2 separate regions of the Homo sapiens genome follow, and region 2 is linked to region 1. Evidence: chromatin loops called from intact Hi-C (ENCODE). Cell type or tissue: PC-3. All regions are shown on one strand.

Region 1 (8,000 bases):
TGCCCAGTGCTGTGGCACTGGGTATTTGCCGGAGCTCATCCAGGGAAGCTCTTTTGCATACTGCCTGACACATGGTTGGTGCTCAGTGTAACCTCATCTTTTTTGCCTCCATAGCTGTTGCTGCTATTCTAGGCTCTGCTTCTATCATCATAGAGCTGTGACACTTGGGAAAGGGCCCTTCACCTTTCTGAGCCTCAGTTTCCCCATGTGATTGCCAAGGGCACCTTTAGGATGGCCATTCAATGACTCCCCCACCTGGTTTCACCTCTTCTGCCTGGACCACAGGCAAAGGGACAAGCAGCAGCATTGGGACATCTGGGGAAATGTCTTCAATATATAATATGGAACTTTCGGGGGTCTGGCTTCAAGTTCATAACATTGGAGGATTAAAAGGAAAATGGTAATGAAATGGTGATATTAGGGAAGCTCACTGGGCTGTAGAGATGGGACAGGATGCCGTGTGAGGAGCAGCCTGCACAGGCAGGGGCTGGGGCAATTGAATGGGCCCAGGAGTGAGATGTCCACAGGTTTGACTCCTGGCTTGACCGCACACTACCATAGACCTCACCCAAGCAATTTGACCTCAATTTTTCTCATCTGTAAAATGGAGAGATAACAGTATCTACCTTATACTATGGGTAAGGATTAAGTGAGATAATACAATGACAATGAAATGCCCAGTTAGTGGTGAACACTGGGTCTGTGCTAGCACTTATTATTGTTATTGATCACCCATGGCTCCTACTCTATAGCTGGGAGGAGGCAAGATCTTTGTCCCTGGTGCGGCCCAGATTTAACCCCTACCTCCTTTCCTTCCCCAAAGACATGTGCTTAGCTCTGTAGGTGCTGGGGCTATATCTACTGAATACACTGAATAAGAAAACCCAGGGCTGCCCTCAAGGGGCTGTCTGTCTCCCTGCAGAGTCAGCCAAAGGAGACTGTGTTAAGAAGAGATGGTGCTATTCAGTTAGAATGGTGATCATTAAAAAGTCAGGAAACAATGGGTGCTGGAGAAGATGTAGAGAAATAGGAACACTTTTACACTGTTGGTGGGACTGTCAACTAGTTCAACCATTGTGGAAGACAGTGTGGCAATTCCTCAAGGATCTAGAACTAGAAATACCATTTTACCCAGCCATCCCATTACTGGGTATATACCCAAAGGATTATAAATCATGCTGTTATAAAGACACATGCACATGTATGTTTATTTTGGCACTGTTCACAATAGCAAAGACTTGGAACCAACCCAAATGTCCAACAATGATAGACTGGATTAAGAAAATGTGGCACATATACACCATGGAATACTATGCAGCCATAAAAAAGAATGAGTTCATGTCCTTTGTAGGGACATGGATGAAGCTAGAAACCATCATTCTGAGCAAACTATCACAAGGACTGAAAACCAAACACTGCATTTCTCACTCATAGGTGGGAATTGAACAATGAGAACACTTGGACACAGGGTGGGGAACATCACACACCAGGGCCTGTCATGGGGTGAGGGGAGGGGGGAGGGATAGCATTAGGAGATATGCCTAATGTGGATGACGAGTTAACGGGTGCAGCACACCAACATGGCACATGTATACATATGTAACAAACCTGCACGTTGTGCACATGTACCCTAGAACTTAAAATATAATAAATAAATGAATAATAAATAAATAAATAAAAGAAGAGATGGTGCTATTCATTCTGTATGGACAAGGCAGAATCAGGGAAGGCTTCTCAGAAGAGGTGACAGAGGAGCATGGTCTTATGGTAAGTGAAAGTATCTTAGTTCAGGCTGCTATAACAAAGATATTATAGACTGGACAATTTATAAACAATGAGCATTTATTTGTCACAGTTCTGGAGGCTGGGAAGTCCAAGATTAAGGAGCCAGCAAAGTCAGTGTCTGGGACCACTTTCTGGTTTACATACGGTGCCTTCTCACTGTGTCCTCACATGGCGGAAGGGATAAACAAGCTCCCTCGAACTTCTTTTACAAGGACACCAATCCCATTTGTGAGAGCTCCTTAAAGGCTCACCTCTTAATACCATCACACTGGGGACAGGTTTCAATGCAGGAATTTAGGGGGCACAAACACTCAGAGTGCAGCAGAAGGGAAGGCAAGCAGTTTGATTCAAGAACCTAAAGGGGCCAGAGGACGTGAACCGAGATGCACGTGTGGGAGGGAAGGCTTTCTGTTCAGAAACCAAGGGTTGGCAAATTACAGCCTGTAGTCACATCCAGCCTGAGCCTGTTTGTGTATGGCTTGCAAGCTGAGAACAGTTTTTACAATGAACATTTGCAGTTGATTTGAAGATAGGAAACACTATCAAATGTTAAATAAAATATTATCTCAAAAAATTCATTTTTCTTACGTGCAGACCTGTATGATAAAAAATAAATACACCCAACCATTCCATGTTTAATTTCATCAATAAAAATTTTGAGAAAAAATGTTTTCCCTCTTATTGTATAAGTATGTCATACTCTTGATTTTGCCTCTTAGTCTGCATTAGCTCATTTAAGCCTGTTTGTTGCCTGCACTAGGAAGGACAAACTGAAAAGCCTAAACTATGTATTAGATGTGGCTTTTTACAGAAAAAGTGTGCCACTCTCATCTTAAACTCTGGGAAGAGAAGAACTATTTCTATTCACTGAGTGCCTCGGCACTCCTAGGAATGTACCAGCACTTTCAGACGCACTGCTATTTTTTAAATCTTGATCATGACTTTGCAAATTTCACAAACAATGAAAGGAGGTCCTGTGAAGTCAAACGGCCTTCAAAAGTCACAAGATAGGAGTTGACAGAAGCGGGATTTGAACCCAGACCTTCTTGTTCCAGAGTCACCTTTCTGTCGACTACGCCCTGTTAGATCACCAAGGGTCAGCACCAGGTAATTTTAAGACAGGCAGATAAGGAATGCCACTATTCTTTCACTCATTCCATTGAGCCTCTTCTTAAAATCTTAAAAGAGCCATTCTGACTAAAAATCCCTGGGCCTCTCAGGTCTCCAGTTGCTCTCTTGAACTGGGGGATTGGCAGCTTAGACTTCAACGCCATTTTCTGAGTTCTCTGTAGAGGCCCCTGTGAGTTCTTTTTTTTTTGTTTTTTTTTTTTTTTTTCTTTTCTTTTTTGAGACAGAGTCTTGCTCTGTCACCCAGGCTGGAGTGCAGTGGTGCGATCTCAGCTCCCTGAAAGCTCCACCTCCCGGGTTCACACATTTCTCCTGCCTCAGGTGTGATCTCGGCTCACTGCAAGCTCCGCCTCCTGGGTTCACACCATTCTCCTGCCTCAGCCTCCCGAGTAGCTGGGACTACAGGCGCCCGCCACCATGCCCGGCTAATTTTTTCTATTTTCTATTTTTTAGTAGAGACGGGGTTTCACCGTGTTAGCCAGGATGGTTTCGATCTCCTGACCTTGTGATCCGCCCGCCTCGGCCTCCCAAAGTGCTGGGATTACAGGCGTGAGCCACCGCATCCGGCCGGCCCTTGTGAGCTCCAAAATTCCCTCCTCCACCACAAAGGTGGCTGACGGTCGCTGTGGGGTGTAGGCGGTCAAAGATGTAGCCTTTACAAACGTACGGACCCTGGCCTGGGCTCCACACCCCTGGCTGCTCCTTGCTGACATGGGGGAGAAAGACGACCCACCTTACTGAGAGCAGAGCTCACTGCAGTACTAGAGATGCTGGTTCCGCAGCTCTTGCAGCAGTGTGAGCAAGCCGGAATACATTTTAGAAAACTTAATGGAAAAGGAGAAAACACCCACATTAAGAAAACAAATCCGAGTGCCTTGGCGTGCCTTCAGACGCAGACTGTGGTGTGATAGTCATCTTTATTAACTTTCCATCCTGGACTGATCTCCAGTGACGGCACAATTATCATAGCCAGGCAATCGATACCTCATTAAGGGTAAGGCTCCAGAGGAGGAAGAGAGCAAACCTGGGTCTTTCTGAAATGCATTCCCCTCTTTTTAGGTTTCCTTGCTTGTATAAAGAGAAATAGTGCGTACTTGCCTCTGACAAACAAACACAGCCTTCCAGAGTTGAGGGAACCTCATTCCCGAAGGCGATTGTTAGCTGTGCAAGCCAAATGCCCTTGTCCTCCCCCGATGAAGGTCCCCGATGAATGGAGACATTTAGAAGTTTCCCATTTCTCTCTGATGTCAGAGATGTTTTAACCAGCTGGGGGCAGAATTACATTCTGGAAATTATAGGGGATGAGGGGAAAAAAAAAAAAAGTGAACATTACAAATACAGTAGTCTTTCGGATTCTGATCTTCACTATTAATGCATTATAAAACAACTTAAAAAATCCTATCAGGAGAAGTGATGTTTGAAGCCACGATATATTTTAAAAGTGTCAGGACATGGGCAAGTTTACATCTGACAAACAATTTAAATATTTCAATATATTTTATATCTTTAAAAAAAATTGCCAGGATCAAACCCAAGATGAAACTCTTTCATTTGGTACCTGGGTAGGAAAACATTGAGTTACAAATCTTTTTGACAATGTGGATTCTGGGTGTTACATAACCATTTTTAATCTTCTGAAATATTTCATTGCCTGGGAAAGCAAATCAGGGACTGGTATTGTGTGCTTTTAAATTCATTTGTCTTAACACCCTTTCACTTTCTTGTTCAGCTTTGATGGTGTGATTACTTCTCTACATAAATATAAGCCTGAATTCATTCTGGGTATAAGCCTTATCTCTTTCCTCAGTGGTGATAAGGGATGGAGAGGCCCCCTTTTTTTTTCCTGGTGGGCTTTAAAGTGAATTTAGTAGTGAATAGTGTCTGCTGTTTCAGAAAAGCCCATTTATTTCTCCTTATAATCAGAATAGCACAGACCACGGAGCCCAGCATTTCCTCATTCCAGGTTCAGACACAGGGAAGATTTATTGAGCATCTACTATGAATTGGACACCCTGCTAGGCATGGCCCTGCCAGGAGGAACAAGGCACACACCGTTGTCCTTTAGGGCTTGTCTGCATTAGCTTGTTTAAGCCTGTTTGTTGCCTGCACTAGGAAGGACAATTAACTTGCCCCCACTGTAGTCAGTGAGAGAGTGGGGAGTTAGACTCCAGGTTGTCTGAATCCAGTTTTTCCTTGCTGAGGACCCGGTCGAGGAGCAATGAGTGGGAGTAGGGAGGAAAAATCATGTCAGGCCATGGTAATGATGGGAGCTGGGGTCCCTGGAGGCAGGGAGGTGGGCGAATGGTTTGTCCTATGCTTTGCAATTGTCCTTAAGCTCATCACCAGGTTGGTGGTGGTGGTGGCAGGGCTGCAGGACGTGCTGGGTCAGCTCCTGGGTCATTCTAGATTGCCATGGAAAACCTTCCCCTACCGACATTTTATTTCTTCCAAAATTCCTTTTGCAGATTATTTCCCTTTCTTTTCTTCTTGGCTCTGTCAACCAAACAGTCTCAAAAGCAATGGGAGGTCCCCTCGCCCAGCTTTTCAATGCCTTGAAGGAAAAATGAAGCCCCCAGAAGGACTCAAGCTCCAGGGAAGTGCAGTTCCATGAATAACTCCCCTGGAATGCCTTAGCCAGAAAATGTCCAAAGCTGGTTCTGGCTGAGCTGGAGACGGAGAGACCTCCATGGACAGAAAGCCATGCCTTCTAGTTGCAGAGTGGCATCCTGGGGAGCAGAAATGTTCCATCTGGAGACAGTTCAGAAGGTAGGGTGGCCAGATTTAGCAAAGAAAGCTATAGGACTCCCAGTTAAATTAGAATTTCAGATAGACAACAAATAATATGACATTTGGGACATACTTATAAACATTATTTGTGTGTATCTGAAATTCAAATTTAACTGGGCCTCCTGAATTTAACCTGGTAGCCCTATCAGAAGGGTACACTCTGCTTCACTGGCCATGTCCTAACTGTTCTCTGTTCTGGTGCAAAGGAGCTAACTCATCCCTTGTATTCATTTATTTTTTATTTTTATTATAGTATTATTATTATTATTTTTGAGACGGAGTCTCACTCTGTTGCCAGGCTGGAGTGCAGTGGCATGGTCTTGGTTCACTACAACCTCTGCCTCCCGGGTTCAAGCGATTCTCCTGCCTCACCCTCCCGAGTAGCTGGGACTACAGGCGCACACCATCACACCCAGCTAATTTTTGAATTTTTAGTAGAGACGGGGTTTCACCATGTTGGCCAGAATGGTCTCGATCTCTTGACCTCGTGATCTGCCCGCCTCAGCTTCCCAAAGTGCTGAGATTACAGGCGTGAGCCACCACGTCTGGCCGTATTCATTTATTTAATTTTTTTTTAGTGATGACGGAAGAATCTATTTTAATTGGAAGGCGTGGCTTGGGGGGCTTTTCTTTCCTCTTCCAACTCTCTCAGTACTGTAGCCCCCAGGCCACCCCAGAAAAAGATATAAGAATACACTGTGAGTTGATTACAGCACTTCAGCTTTAAAACCAGGTCCCCAGTCCTCTCTTCCAAGCAGATAGGCACCCCCAGCCCCTCCCATGTAGAAATTCTGGAGCCTTACTGGCTTTAATCAAATGTGCTTTTAGTCTCACTCAGGCCAGTTAATCCCCATTTGTGGTGACTCCCCTGCTTATAGCAGACGCCGCTGGCGGCAGAGTCATCTTTATAAACGGCCATGGTGATCGCATCACACCTCTGCTTGCAAACCCTCGCCAGGAGATGACGTTGCTGTCACTAGAAATGACTCACCTGGAGAAGACATTTATGCAGCCAAAAGACATATGAAAAAATGCTCATCATTACTGGCCATCAGAGAAATGCAAATCAAAACCACAATGAGATACCATCTCACACCAGTTAGAATGGTGATCATTAAAAAGTCAGGAAACATCAGGTGCTTGAGAGGATGTGGAGAAATAGGAACACTTTTACACTGTTGGTGGGACTGTAAACTAGTTCAACCATTGTGGAAATCAGTGTGGTGATTCCTCAGGGATCTAGAACTAGAAATACCACTTGACCCAGCCATCCCATTACTGGGTATATACCCAAAGGACTATAAATCATGCTGCTATAAAGACACATGCACACGTATGTTTATTGAGGCATTATTCACAATAGCAAAGACTTGGAACCAACCCAAATGTCCAACAATGATAGACTGGATTAAGAAAATGTGGCTCATATACACCATGGAATACTATGCAGCCATAAAAAATGATGAGTTCATGTCCTTTGTAGGGACATGGATGAAATTGGAAATCATCATTCTCAGTAAACTATGGCAAGAACAAAAAACCAAACACCGCATATTCTCACTCATAGGTGGGAACTGAACAATGAGAACACATGGACACAGGAAGGGGAACATCACACTCTGGGGACTGTTGTGGGGTGGGGGGAGGGGGGAGGGATAGCATTAGGAGATATACCTAATGCTAGATGACGAGTTAGTGGGTGCAGCGCACCAGCATGGCACATGTATACATATGTAACTAGCCTGCACATTGTGCACATGTACCCTAAAACTTAAAGTATAATAATAATAAATTAAAAAAATTGTAGTATCCTTTAGTTTTAACAAAAAAATAAAAAATAAAAAAAAATAAAGACACATGCACACGTATGTTTATTGCAGCATTATTCACAATAGCAAAGACTTGGAACCGACCCAAATGTCCATCAATGATAGACTGGATTAAGAAAATGTGGCACATATACACCATGGAATACTATGCAGCCATAAAAAAGGATGAGTTCATGTCCTTTGTAGGGACATGGATGAAGCTGGAAACCATCATTCTCAGCAAACTATCACAAGGACAAAAAACCAAACACCGCATATTCTCACTCATAGGTGGGAATTGAACAATGAGAACACATGGACACAAGAAGGGGAATATCACACACTGAGGCCTGTTGTGGGGTGGGGGGAGAGGGAGGGGGAGGGATAGCATTAGGAGATATACCTAATGTAAATGACTAGTTAATGGGTGCAGCACACCAACATGGCACATGTATACATATGTAACAAACCTGCACGTAGTGCACATGTACC
Region 2 (8,000 bases), 350 kb before region 1:
GTTCAAATATTGACTGCTGTGTGACATTAGAGCAATTCAATTTAGCATCAAATCAAGGTAAAATAATACCTATCTTAGAGTTGTTGAATTAACTGCAAACTGTATACATGAGTCATTTGGTGTAATGTCTGGCCCACAGTAAGTGTTCAATAAATGTTTGTCATCATCATCATTTTCACTTTGATATACCTGAAGGTATTTTTCTCTGGAGAGGTATCTGAAACAAAACTTTTTTCAATTCACTCTCACTTCCCATCATTCCCCTCCCTCCCTCCCTCCCTTCCTTCCCTCCTTCCCTTCCTCTCGCTCTGTCAACCAGGCTGGAGTGCAGTGGTGCGATCATAGCTCACTGCCACCTTGATTTCCTGGGAGCAAATGATCCTCCTCCTGAGTAGCTGGAATGACAAGCCACCATTCCTGGCCCACCATTCTTGTGACATCATCACATGGTCTGGTCTATGATGAAATGCCTCCAACGACAGAGAACTCACTATCTCTAGGGCAGAATTTCTCAACCATGGGACTGTTGACATTTTACATGGGTCACTGTTTGTTCTCTGCACTGTGGGATGTTTAGTGGCATCTCTGGCTACAGAGACAAAATCATCTCTGGTTGAGAACCACTGCTCTAGAGACAGCCTATCCTATTTTTATTAAAGTTTTGACCATTAGAAAATTCTTTCTTACATTGAGTGGAAGTCTACTTAATTTCTTCTACTCACTTCTGCCTTTTGGAGAAATGTGGAACAGGCTGAATCCCTCTTCCACGTAACATCCTTTCAAATATGTGAAAATAGTCATCAAGTATTCTCAGTCTTTTTGATTTGAAACATCTCCAGTTCATTAGCTATTCCTTACATGGCATGGTTTCATGTCAGTTTACCACATTGGTGGCTTTCCTCTTTTTAAAAAAATTTCATTTTAAACTGTAGTGCTTTGAATTGAATTCTGTGCTCCAGACATGGCTTGATACGTGAGAAATAGAGTTGTATCTCTTGTTCTAGATATAACACTTTTCTTCTGTGAGTTAAGGGAAGAATATCACCTTCCTTCTTCTACATAATTTTATTAATATTAGCTATATCCTTTTGTGACCACATCATACATTGAACATAAAGTTGAATAAAATCCCTGCATCTATCTAAGCTATGTCTTTTCATCCTGTTTGTATGCATTAGTTTTGGGGTCCAACCATGGGAGCTTATGTTTGTCTTGTTAAATTTCTTTTTATTGAATTTAACTAACTGCAACTTTTAAAGATATTTTGGAATCCTAGTTCTTGGTTTAATTGGCAGTTTCTAGCCTAAAAGAACATGTATGTGATGATGCTATGCACTGAGATTGGAAATACAAGAGAAAGAAGTCACTCTCTCTGTCTCTCTCTTTCTCTGTCTCTCTCTCTGTCTCTCCCTCCCTCTCTCTCTGTCTCTCTCCCTCTCTCCCTCTCTCCCTCTCTCTCTCCCTCTGTGTGTGTGTGTGTGTGTGTGTGTGTGTGTGTGTGTGCATGTGATTGAAAAGAGATTGAGTATGGAAGCCTGGGTAATACCAATATTAAGAGGCAGCTGGGCAGAAAGGAAGTAAGAAAGGAGACCAAGAAGTGGTGGTCAAAAAGTTGGGATGAAAATAATAGGAGTATCTTGTAATGCTGGAGTGACTCTGTGTTAAGTACTGTGGTAGATACTTGAATAAAAAATGAATAGGACATGGTCCCTGCTTTCTGCCCCTGTTTTTGTTTAATTGTTCAGTTTATGGAACTGCCTAGTCAGTCATTCCTGAAGACTTGGAAGTCATCCTTTATTTCTCCCTCATACCCTTGCCTCTTTGGGTTACCAAGCTCCATTGATTAAAAAAATTTTTTTGAAGTGTAACAAAAAGGTGCAGAAGCATCAAGCTCAATTATTTTTAAAGTTTTACAAAGTGAACACCCTGTAATCACTACTACCCAGATCAAGATACTCATTTTCTAGCCCTCAGAAGCCCAGATTATGTGGGGATATCTTGCAGACAGTAGTTACTCCCACCCAAGGTAAACACGATTCTGACTTACATAACTATAGTTTTACCTGGTTTTGAACTCATGTGTAAATGGAATAATGCCCTCTGGACTTTTTTTTTTTTTTTTTGCTTGACTTCTTTTACTCGATGTTGTGTCTGAGATTCATTCATGTTGTTGCATGTAGTTTGTTATTTTTAAAAATAGCTCTGTAGTTGTGGTTATCTATCCCTGCATAACACACTAGTTTTGATTATTGGTTATTGCGTAACACACCACTCCAAACTTACTAGTGTAAAATAACAACCATTTTATTATGCTCATGGATTCTGTGGATTGGGAATTTGGTGGTTATGGCTTATCACTGCCCTACAATGCTTGGGGTCTAGAATCATTTAGAGGCTTCTCCACTTTCCTGTATGGTACCTTGACTAGAACGTCTAGAAGACTGGGATCATCTGATACTGTTGACCAAACCTACATGTGGGGTCAGGAGGTTTTGGCTTTTCACAGCATGTTGGCTGAGTACCTTGACTAGAACGTCTAGAAGACTGGGATCATCTGATACTATTGACCAAACCTACATGTGGGGTCAGGAGGTTTTGGCTTTTCACAGCATGTTGGCTGAGTGTCCAGAGGAAGCTTCCTGAGAGTGGCTTATCTTCAGAAGTCATATAATCTCACCTCCACCATACTCTATTGGTTGACAAAGACACAGCCTGCCTGGATTGAAGGGGAGGGGACATAGACCTCATGTCTTTATGAGAGGTGTGTCAAAGAATTTGTGGTCATTTTTAAAAACTACCACAAATTACATAGCAAAATTCATTTATTCATTCCATTTTAGGTATTTGAATAGTTTCTATTTTGAGGCAATTATGAACAATGTTGCTATAATCATATACTTATGTATATGTATGTATCTTTTGGCATACTTTTATATTCATTTTGGTTGGGTATATATGTAGGAGTAGAATTCCTGGTCAAAATGTATATGCATCTAGCTTGCTTGCTTGCTTGCTTTCTTTTTTTTTTTTTTTTTTCTGAAACGAAGTCTCCCTTTGTCACCCAGGCTGGAGTGCAGTGGTATGATCTTGGCTTACTGCAACCTCTGCCTCCCAGGTTCAAGTGATTCTCCTGCCTCAGTCTCACAAATAGCTGGGATTATAGGCGCCTGCCACCACGCCTGGCTCATTTTTGTATTTTTAGTAGAGACAGGGTTTCTCCATGTTGGCCAGACTGGACTCCAACTCCTGACCTCAAGTGATCTGCCTGCTTCGGCCTCCCTAAGCGCTGGGGTTACAGGTGTAAGCCACTGTACCTGGCCATGTGTCTAGTTTTAATAGACACTGCCAAATTGTTTTTCATCCTTGTTGTACCTATTTATACTTTTACCAACATATGAAAGTTCCGGTTACTCTGCAGCTTTGCTTCCCTTGATATTGTCAGTTAAATATTACAAAAAATTAATCACTAGTGGCTGTATAGAAGATCTTAGTGTGGTTTTCGTGGGCATTTCTCTAATCACTGATAATTTGAGCACTTCTTCATATGCTTGTTGGCCATTTGGATACCCTCTGTTATAAAGTTCCTGTTCAAGTCTTTTGTCCATTTTCAACAGATTGGATTGTCTTTTTTCTTATTGAAATGTGGAGTTTATAAGGTATCTGGATATGAATCCTTTGTCGAATATGTGAATTATAAAAATCTTCCTGTCTTACAGCTTGTCATTTCACTCTCATAAAGTTTTTGATGAACTGAAATTCTGAATTTTAATCAATTCCAATGTATCCATCTTTTCCTTTACGGGTAGTGTTTTTTTGTGTTTAAGAAGTTTTTGCTACTCTAGGGCGATGAAGCTATTTTCTTATGTTATCTTCTAGAAGCTTTAGTATTTTGCCTTTCAGATTTAGGTCAAAGTCCCCAGGAATTTGTTTGTGTGTTATGAGGTAGGGATCAAGCCTTCTTTTACTTTTTTCATATGGTTATCTATACAAGTAGTAACAGGTGGCATTGGGTCTGTTGGACACAAGCCTGGGAGTTAGGATTCCAGTATTCTCCACCTTAGATTACCTTTAATGAGCCTTCTGCACTTGGGCATATTCTTAAATCCGTCTTGACTCAGCTTCATTTGTGAAATGAAGGATTTGAATGGAATGTTTTCTGATTTTCATTCTGACTGTGGTTTGTTAGATCTCTACCTACTTTTGTAGTTGTATTGAGGCTTGTTAGAATCTTCTTATATCTGGATTGTGTTATCTAAAATATTCATAACATCTCCCAGCTTTATGTTGTTCCCAGTTCGAATGTGCTATCTAGAACTTAGCTGCTGATGAAAGATAGTTTTATTGATCACGTTGGCAAGTCCAAGATCACCTGTTCTTCTGATTTTTTTTTTTAATTTTTTTTTGAGATGGAGTGTCACTCTGTTGATAGTGCAGTGGCGCTATCTCGGCTCACTGCAACCTCCGCCTCCTGGGTTCAAGCGGTTCTCCCACCTCAGCCTCCCAAGTAGCTGGGATTACAGGTGCACGCCACCACGCCCAGCTAATTTTTTGAATTTTTAGTGGAGATGGGATCTCACCATGTTGGCCAGGCTGGTCTTGAACTCCTGACCTCAAGTGATCCACCCACCTTGGCCTCCCAAAGTGCAGGGATTACAGGTGTGAGCCACCGCGCCCAGCCTCTGATCTTACTAATATACTGTGTCCCTTGCCAGGAGCTCATCATGCTTTGTTTAGTAAGTCATGGTAGAAGACACCAATTCCATTAACAAAAAAATTAGCTATCTCCTGCAGAAGGGAGCAAATTCCATTTTTGAAAGTCATCTGCACATACTATTCATCTTACTTGTCCCTACCTTCAGTTTCGTACTTGAACTTTTAAGAATCACATACACAGCATAGAGTTTCATGAATCAGCAGAAGTCATTCAAGATCAGTGAGTTGTAGTCTTGGCAAATTCTCTCTTCCATCTTGGAAAGTGGCATACGTTCCAAATTACTGTATAATATGTTTGTGTCTCTAAGAAGAGTGAGTCAGGAACTACCCTGGATGACAGAACAGAAAATCTACCATTTGCTGGTTTCTTTGTGTTCTTAGTGGCCTGCTTTGAGGTGCTTTTAACCCTTCTTTGAAAATATTTAGTTTAGTTTCCACAGAACGCTATAATCCAGTGTAGCTATTTTTCTTTGTTATCCTTGCTATCACATTTTCCCTCTCATTAACCTTTTTTTTTTTAAAGCAAACAGCTTTAGTGAGATATAACTTACATACCATACAATTCATTCATTAAAAGGTATAATTCAGTAGCTTTTAGTGTATGCACAGGACTGTAACCATCACCATAATCTAATTTTAGAATGCTTTCATCAGTACTAAAACCCCCTACTCATTAACAGTCATTCTCCATTCCCTACTTGATCCCTAAGAAACCACGAATAGTTTTGTCTATAAATTTATCAATTCTGGAAATTTTACGTAATTGGAATCATATAATATGTAGTGTTTTGTGACCAGTTTCTTAACGTGTGTTCAGGGTTCATCCCTGTTGTACATGTGTTAATACTTTATTTCTTTTTATTGCTGAATAATATTCCATTGTATAGGTGTACCAAATTTGATTTATCCATTCATCAGTTGAAGGACTTTGGGGTTGCTTTTGCTTTTTGACTATTATGATTAGTGCTGCTATGGACATTTATGTACAAGTTGTTGTGTGGGTATGTGTTTTCATTTCTCTTGAGTATACCTAGGTAATTCTTTAAGTTCTTTAGGGACTACCAAACTTTCCCAAAGTGGCTGTATTGTTTTATATTCTTACTAACAATCTGTAAGGATTCAGATCTCTCTAGATCCTACCAAAACTTGTTACTGTCTTTTTGTTTATATATGTCCTAGTGGGTAGGAAGTGGCATCTCGTTGTGGTCTTGACTTTCATTTCCCTAACAACTAATGATACTGAGCATCTTTTTGTTTGCTTGTTGGCCATTTGTTTATCTGTTTTGGAGAAATGTCTGTCCAAATCCTTTACCCATTTTTAAACTGGCTTAGTTGTCTTTTTGAGTTCATTAACCTTTTAATGTTCACTCTGATTTACTTTTAACTCAAAATGTTTTTTCTTTTTCTTCCATTTTGTTCAGAGACTGTTCGTTCTGTATTAAGCAGGATGGTTAAGAGGGTTTTCAAGCCCTTTTATGTTTTCTTGGCAACAGGTTCCATTAGCAACATACATACATGTGGATTACTTTAGATTGGAAAATGTACATCTACTGGTTATTGGAATAGATCATTTGTGGTTCATACTGGTTATATTAATAAAATGAACTCTGCTCCTTTTCCTACAAACCAGTAGGTAAAATGCTTGGCTTTGACTTTAATCCTAGCCTTTCATTTTACAGGTAAGGAAAAAAGACCTGGAGAAGTTGGGTCTTGTCTTAAGTTCACAACAGGTAGACCTGGACCATGACTTTAATTCAGCCCATTCTTAAGAACTATCAGTTGGTTTCACATCATGTGGCAGATATGTTAGATTGAAGGGATACCAAGGTAAGACAGGGTCCCTGATTTGGCGATCCTCACAAACTGTGTCACAAGAGATTGACATATACATAACTAATGGTAATACAGTATCACAATTGCTGTGAATTGTGAACAAGGGTGTGTAGTCAGTCCAGTGCTCTTAACACTGCTCGGTGCTGACTGGGATTTTCACCTTACTTTCTTTTGCATATAGGCAGAATTAGATTCTTGAGTAGTTGATTTTGTTTGGGTCATTTAGTAAGAAATGATAACACAAATGCCATCATTCAAACCCTGAGATTACAGAAGAAACAGACTTTAGAATCTTCAGGGTTTTGGACTAGAATCTAGAAGATAGTCTCATTAAGTGCATATTTTATATGTATTATTTTCTTAGCTTTTTTCATATATTCTTCAGTGGCGTATACATCAAGTTTTTTTCAGCTGAATTTGTGTTAGTATATTAAAAAAACAAAACTTTTCGGAAGACGTTTTATTTACATCAGTGATTTATTTCATTACTACGTTTGTCCTTTGGATTTTTGGAAGTCATATTTCTTTTCACTTGACAGAGTTAGGCCATGGGATATGTATTTATAGTAATGTGTGAGTATGTTTAGGTTTGATCTTTTATACTATTTTTATGGCATTTATATTTATGGCTGTGTTATTAGTCATTAAAGCAAATATTTTTCCACCTTAAGACTTCTTGTTTTGCACATGATTTATTCTGCAGTATGTGCTCTCTTTTAATTAGCAAAAAGGCATTTTTACAAAAATTACACTTTCCTTGCAACTTACTGGTTGTAAGGCCGTGGACAAATTATTTAATTTCACTTATCCTTGGTTTCCTTATATAATGATACAGTCAGTATCATTATACCTTTGTTTTATGGTTATCCTAAGAATTAGAGATAATGTGTTTAAGTTACCCAGCATATAGCTTGCCATATAGATGCTTGAATATTGATGGTATTAATTGTAATATATTAGTTCATTTATACATAAGAGCTATAAATTCTAGTTAATGGTTAATCGATTCTTTGTGATATAGATTACTCATTTAGGATTAATTGAGCAAAAATAAGTGATCATATTAATGTAAGAACTTGATATCAGTATTCATTTTCAGTTACTTGTCTTTTAGAGACTGTAGTACTTTAAAGACTAGAGACTATTGCTCTTTAAAGACTGACCTCATCTTTATCTTCAAAACATGAAGGTATGATCCTGTCTGCAGATTAAGGTATTGAGAGTTATTTTTCTATGTTGTCAATTGCAGTGTTTTAACTTGTGGCAGTTGACAGGGCTGACTGTGTTGATCCTGATGCTTTAGAAGCACTGGTAAATTCTAGACTAATATTGGAAAGAATTACTTGACATTTTATTTACTAAAGTTCTTTTTGTTATTCATGAAGAATTCTTAAAAAATACCTCAATTGAAAAATTAATACATGCACACAATAATAAATTTAGACAATATAAAA

Evidence for each region. Hi-C counts contacts between places; a loop is a spot of excess contacts. Peaks named below come from ENCODE experiments on the same cell type or tissue, not always from the same donor. Only the 100,000 strongest peaks of a DNase experiment are listed, where the experiment ranks them.
Region 2: a loop joins it to region 1, with 2.1 times the contacts of the local background. A loop is called at or near these places in 2 of 110 quality-filtered maps.

Annotation. Positions count from the first base shown.
Region 1 is chr14:97,160,084-97,168,083 of GRCh38, forward strand. No RefSeq gene overlaps it. Among named protein-coding and RNA genes, the nearest start is that of LINC02304, 9.2 kb to the left of the region's middle. In PC-3, a CTCF peak has its summit at 4,173 (motif pointing right); a DNase peak (open chromatin) is centred at 6,628; H3K4me3 peaks cover 768 bases; H3K27ac peaks cover 4,419 bases.
Region 2 is chr14:96,806,553-96,814,552 of GRCh38, forward strand. The region is part of intron 1 of VRK1 (VRK serine/threonine kinase 1); the gene reads left to right. Among named protein-coding and RNA genes, the nearest start is that of VRK1, 13 kb to the left of the region's middle. In PC-3, no CTCF peak of the experiment used is centred here; a DNase peak (open chromatin) is centred at 4,929; H3K27ac peaks cover 479 bases.